Linked DNA regions of Mus musculus: region 2 is linked to region 1. A link is a loop called in an ENCODE intact Hi-C map of the cell type or tissue named here. Cell type or tissue: left cerebral cortex. All regions are shown on one strand. Each heading gives the region's core, and the rest is flanking DNA. Links, peaks and the distances in the headings are about the cores only. Region 1 has its middle 30 kb from the start of Scd4. Region 2 holds the start of Mir5114 (microRNA 5114).

Region 1 (2,917 bases), core at 202-2,701:
GATAAAGACACCAACCCACTCACAGAACTTTCAACCCAAAATTTATCCTGTCTACAAGAAATGCAGGTATGGGGGATGGAGCAGAGACTGAGGGAATGGCCAACCAATAACTGGCCCAACTTGAGACCCATCCTATGGGGAACACCAATCCTAACACTATTAATGACATGCCACTATGCCTGCAGACAGGAACAAGTTGTCCTCTGAGAGGCTATACCCAGCAGCTGACTCAGACTGATACAGACATCCAAAGCCAAACAGTGGATGGAGCTTGCGGACTCTTATGGAAGAATAGGAGGAAGGATTGGGGCCCTGAAGAGGATAGGAACTCCACAAGAAGACCAACAGAGTCAACTAACCTGGACCCTTGGAGCTTAAGAGTAAGTCTGAGCCACCAATCAAGGAACACACACGGGCTGGACCTGGGCCTCCCTCACATACATAGCAGATGTGCAGCTTGGCTTTCATGTGTGTCCTGGACAACTGGAATGTGGGCTATCCCAAAAGCTGTTGCCCGTACGTGGGATTTGTCTTTCTAGCTGGGCTGCCTTGCCTGGCCTCAGGGAGAGAGGAAGTGCCTAGCCTTGCAGAGACTTGAAGTGCCAGGGTGGAGGGAACTTGGGAGGGGGCACCACCTGCTCAGAGGAGAAGGGAAAAGATTGTGGGAGGGGGTGACTGGAAGGGGGGCAGTGAGCAGGATGTAAAGTGAATAAGTAAAGAAATAAAATTAAATTAAAAAGCCGGGTGTGGTGGCACACGCCTTTAATCCCAGCACTGGGGGGGGGGGGGGGGCGGCAGAGGCAGGCAGATTTCTGAGTTCGAGGCCAGCCTGGTCTACAAAGTGAGTTCCAGGACAGCCAGGGCTATATAGAGAAAACCTGTCTCGAAAAAAAAAATTAAATTAAAAGCACCCACCGGACACAGGCAATCCGGGTGCTCAGTACAGCCCAGGATCACGTATAAGGCTTACAGCAGTCTCGAAGGCAGGCAGGTGACTGTCTCCGTTTGCTGTCAGGAACAGGAAACATTAGGAGACATTTTAAATCATCCCACAGCGAGGAAACTGTTAATTCAGGACACAAACCCAGATTTGACTGACGCTGAGGACAGCCAGGTCCTGTCCTGTTTCCCTCCCTAGGATACACTGAAGGGGACAAGGTGGGTCACAAGGCCACTCACTAAATGGGCGTCAGGGAACTGAACAGGCTGCCCTCGGCTTTCCCATTTCTTTGTAAACCACACATCAATATCATCTGGTGAGATTTTAGGAAGATGTGACCAGGTGCCTCCCCACATTTAGGAGTCAGACTTCCTTGGGATGCAATCTGGAAGTCTGTAAGAGAGTTCCCCTGGCGAATGTATGGGGAGCCAATTGGAAGCATCCCATGAACAGGCTGCCGAGAGTGGGAGTGGCTTCCTTCATTGAAAGGGTCAGATGAGGGAAATTCTAAGGAAGGTCCGTGGGCATAAAGCCGGCTAGCTTCCTTCCTCAATCTCCCCCTTCTCCTACTTCCCTGCCTGGTTCCTTCAGTAATGAAGTTTTCCTGTCCCTTGTAGGCAGGACAAGTGACACTTGGAACAGCAGCGCCGCACAATGGAAAGCAACAAACACTACAGCGCTATGCGCATCGCAGGATGGCACTTTAATAGAGCATGGGGCTGCAGGTGCCCACGTGTCCTGCAGGGGGCAGCACGTCCCTACGTGTTTACGTGCTGACCAGGTTGGCCTTCAGGATAGATAAGCCACTTCTGTGCCAGGTCAGAAACCACAAGCTCCGCGTTCTGAAACTAGAATACTAGCAGGCGAAACAAAAAGGAGAAGCCTGCTACAACCAATGTCTGTGCCTTCCTGGGTAGGGTAAAAGTATGGGTTTCCCCGGCCTCTGTGACTTTAAAAACAAATATTTGGGCTGAAGAGATGGCTCAGCAGTTAATAGTATCTGCTGCACTTGCAGAGGTCCCGGACGGATGCCCAGAATCTCGGTGCCGCTCACAACCATCTGAAGCCTCAGTACTAGGGATCTGATATCCTTACGTGTAGGCAAAACACTCATATTGATAAAATAAATAATTAGCAACAACAAAGATCACATCGACAGTTGCGCCTCCTCTCAGGCACATCTTGGGAACAGTTATATTTGTGCTACACGTGAGTCAGGCGTCCTGATGACATATGGGTTGTGTCACTGTGTCTTCTAATTATACACCATTTGCCTTGACTTCTGGCACAGTCACCCTGCTCCTGTCTGCTTTGCACTCCACCCCCTCGTTTCACACAGACACACTTTTTTTCAAAAGTTGTCTGATATTTAGGTAGACACAGCTCTTCCAGTGCCATGTTGAATAACGGAACTAAATTGATGCAGCTAGAAATAATATTGCTAGCGTACATATTAACACCCCTACCAGATTGCTTTCTCTTCTCTTTTTAAACTTAAATTGCTTTCATTGATATAATGATTGCACTTTATATTTTTGTGATGGTAATGTACACATTGTGTGCTGGTTACGTCAGGATAATTAGCAGACCATCACCTTCAAGCAGTTTTTAAAATTAAGTCATATTTATTTATGTAGGTGTGTATGTGTGTGTGTGTAGGTGTGTATGTGTGTGTGTGTGTGTGCGTGCATGTGCCTCCATATACATGTAGTCAGAGGATAACTTTTAGGAGTCAGTTTGCTCCAGGGATCAAACTCTGCCAGATTTGGTGGCACCCGCTAAGCCCTCATGCCAGCTTGATTTGGTGGCACCCGCTAAGCCCTCATGCCAGCTTGATGGAATGTTATTATTTCTTCATGTTGAATAAATACATTGAAATCCTCCCTTCTCCTTGGTTTTTTTTAAAGATTTATTTATTATTATACATAAGTACACTGTAGCTGTCTTCAGATGCACCAGAAGAGGGCCTCAAATCTC
Region 2 (2,917 bases), core at 171-2,670, 61 kb before region 1:
CAACCACCCGATGGCTCACAATCATCTGTAATGGGGTCTGATAGCAACAGTATACTCACATATAAAATAATGTGAGAGAGAGAGAGAGAGAGAGACAGACAGACAGACAGACAGACAAAGGCAGCCCAGAAAGCAATAGGGATAACAGGGTCATCTACTGCATCCATCTCCCCCCATCTAAACAGAGAGCTAACAGCACTTGCTCTCAAATCTTCTACCACAGGTTTTGGGCTGGTTCCTTCTGGTCTTTACTCATGGGACAGGGGAGAAATCAGCCCTGCCTGCAAGGAGTGTGAGAGTTCTCTCTCCATGAAGCCTAAAATATGTCATCTCATTGTAGGTACTACAAGCCCGGCCTCCTGCTGATGTGCTTCGTCCTGCCCACGCTGGTGCCCTGGTACTGCTGGGGCGAGACTTTTGTAAACAGCCTGTGCGTTAGCACCTTCTTGCGATACGCCGTGGTGCTCAACGCCACCTGGCTGGTGAACAGTGCCGCCCACCTCTACGGATATCGCCCCTACGACAAGAACATTAGCTCTCGGGAGAACATCTTGGTTTCCATGGGAGCTGTGGGTAAGTCCCCACAGCAGGACCACATCTGGTGACTGGCTTCTTAGAGATTCTTGGCCGGGAGCCAGAGGAATGATGATGATGCGATTTTTGATATTTCCCACTGTGAGACTTGGGGGGGGGGGATGGGGGATGGTAATTTATTAGGGAATTCTTTTGAGAGGCCATAACTTCTTTGGAAAGGGTGAAAATGTGCCTGTGATGGGACCTTTTGAGTTAGTTCTTCCGTTTCCTGATTACCTCTGACAGCTCAGGGCAGGGATCATTAATAGAAAAGCAGAGTCGTCTCCATGAGTGTAAGCTTCATGTGTTGATTTAGCCATGCTGTATAAAAGCTAGAGTTACAATTCATTTCAAGTATGTTCCTGGATAGCATTTTTATCTCTAGAGTGCTTGGGCGTGGCTTATCCATTAGTGACACCTGTAGGTGCACGTTGGCACATGTTCCTCGTCACCCTGCCACCCTCTGCCCACCTATCCTCTGTTTTTCTGATTTCTCCTGTTTTGTGCTGGAGCTCCCCTTCGCACAGGGTTGATCTGGGAGTCCTACCAGATCAGTTGATCGTAATTGTTGGGTCCAAGCTATAAATCCAATCCCAGTTGTCAGGATGCATGCACGCATGCCTCTGCCACCTGTGCCGCCCACATTTTCCTGTTCTTTCAAGTTAGTTTTCCCTATGCAGACCTGTGGTTTCTTTTTCTTACTGATAAGAGCTGTTGGTCAGCCAACGACACTGTTCAGATTGGTGCTTGTATATCTTGGTACAACACTCAATTTAGCCAGTTTGGATGGAGCTAGATATATCTATATATCTATACACACACACACACACACACACACATCTATATATTTTGATGGATATATATATATATATATATACACACACACACATATATATATATATATATATAATTATATATTTAACTTATAAGTACACTGTAACTGTCTTCAGACACACCAGTAGAGGGCATCAGATCCCATTGTGAGCCACCATGTGGTTGCTGGGAATTGAACTCAGGACCTCTGGAACAGCAGTCAGTGCTCTTAACCACTGAGCCATCTCTCCAGCTCCAACTTTGGATATTATTAAAAGTATTTTTCCTGGGTTGTCATGAAGGGTCAGCAGGTAAAAGCACTTACCTGCCAAACCTGAGCAGCCTGAGTTTGATCCCTGAGACCCACCTCGTGGAAGGAGAAAACCGACTCCTGCACGCTGTGGCACTCATTGTGCGTATGCAGAAACTCATACAAATACTAAAAGTACATTTAAAAACTGCTCATGTTCTCTTTATGTTTGAAATAAATTACCTAAACTCTGCAGCACTGAGATCCTCTTAGAGATGGAGTCACTTAGACAAGATGTGTAGGTCCCAGAGTATAAATGGAACTGCAATGCCTTTGGTGGTGTCTGTCTGTTCCGAGTAAATGAAACTGGGTTTAGCCATTCACTCACCTGCAGCCCTGATTCCCCTAAGTCTGAGGAGCCCACTGGGTAAGAGGCGTGGGCAGAGGAGGAAGCACTGAGCCCCCTCTCTGTTCTCCTTGCTTCTATTTGCAGGCGAGGGCTTCCACAACTACCACCACGCCTTCCCCTACGACTACTCTGCCAGTGAGTACCGCTGGCACATCAACTTCACCACGTTCTTCATCGATTGCATGGCTCTCCTGGGCCTGGCTTACGACCGGAAGAGAGTGTCCAGGGCTGCTGTCTTGGCCAGGATTAAGAGAACTGGAGACGGAAGCTGCAAGAGCGGCTGAGTGTGGGGTCTTGCAGTTCCTGTTCCAGAAGCCAGCTTGGCAGAGGCTTACTGTTCTGTTAATTAACTACTGAGTATTGCCACCCAGATGCTAAAATGATGACTGACGTTAACCCATTCTGGTACAGTATTGTAAAACGGACAAAAATCGGAAGTCGACAGCTCTTCCTTCTATGCTAAGCTCATCTTCCCTTCTAGTTTCTTTTCCCGTTGTCTTTTTCTTTGCTTTGTCCCTGATGACCTCGTTTCTCATTGCTTCTCCCAAGCCAGCCGCCGCTCAGCTATAGGTCAGTGTTCACCTTCCAGAGTACACCAACTTCTCAAGGGTCTACAGTAAAGGTTCGTGCCCCACCCCCAACTCTTCTTAAGCTGCTCTGAGTTAGAAATACAAGAAAAATCTTGAGAGATTTCTCCTGTTATTTTTAGCCCAGGCTTTGCCAGATGGAATGAAAAAGAAAATAGTTTTTATTTGGCAGGGAGCCTATAAAAGAGGTAAATCTTAAGGGGCCAAGTTCAACACGCAGGCTATGATTCATCAAAGCCGTGGGAGAGGGGGATCTCTTATGAACAGGCTCAGCTCCGTCTGGCA

The links. A loop is a pair of places that touch in the nucleus more often than their neighbours do. Peaks named below come from ENCODE experiments on the same cell type or tissue, not always from the same donor. Only the 100,000 strongest peaks of a DNase experiment are listed, where the experiment ranks them.
Region 2: it touches region 1 in a loop (2.7-fold over the local background); 9 of 42 quality-filtered maps call a loop at or near these places.

The regions. Positions count from the first base shown.
Region 1 is chr19:44,362,024-44,364,940 of GRCm38, forward strand. No RefSeq gene overlaps it. Among named protein-coding and RNA genes, the nearest start is that of Scd4, 30 kb to the left of the region's middle. In left cerebral cortex, for the core only: CTCF peaks have their summits at 1,638 (motif pointing right) and 1,840; DNase peaks (open chromatin) are centred at 1,617 and 2,178.
Region 2 is chr19:44,300,872-44,303,788 of GRCm38, forward strand. It overlaps Scd2 (stearoyl-Coenzyme A desaturase 2), which reads left to right. Exons shown (of 6, transcript NM_009128.2): 5 at 341-573; 6 at 2,130-2,917. The coding sequence ends at 2,329. It overlaps Mir5114 (microRNA 5114), which reads left to right and starts at 2,300; the gene lies at 2,300-2,360. In left cerebral cortex, for the core only: a CTCF peak has its summit at 1,549 (motif pointing right); DNase peaks (open chromatin) are centred at 435, 1,128, 1,588 and 2,171; H3K27ac peaks cover 2,195 bases.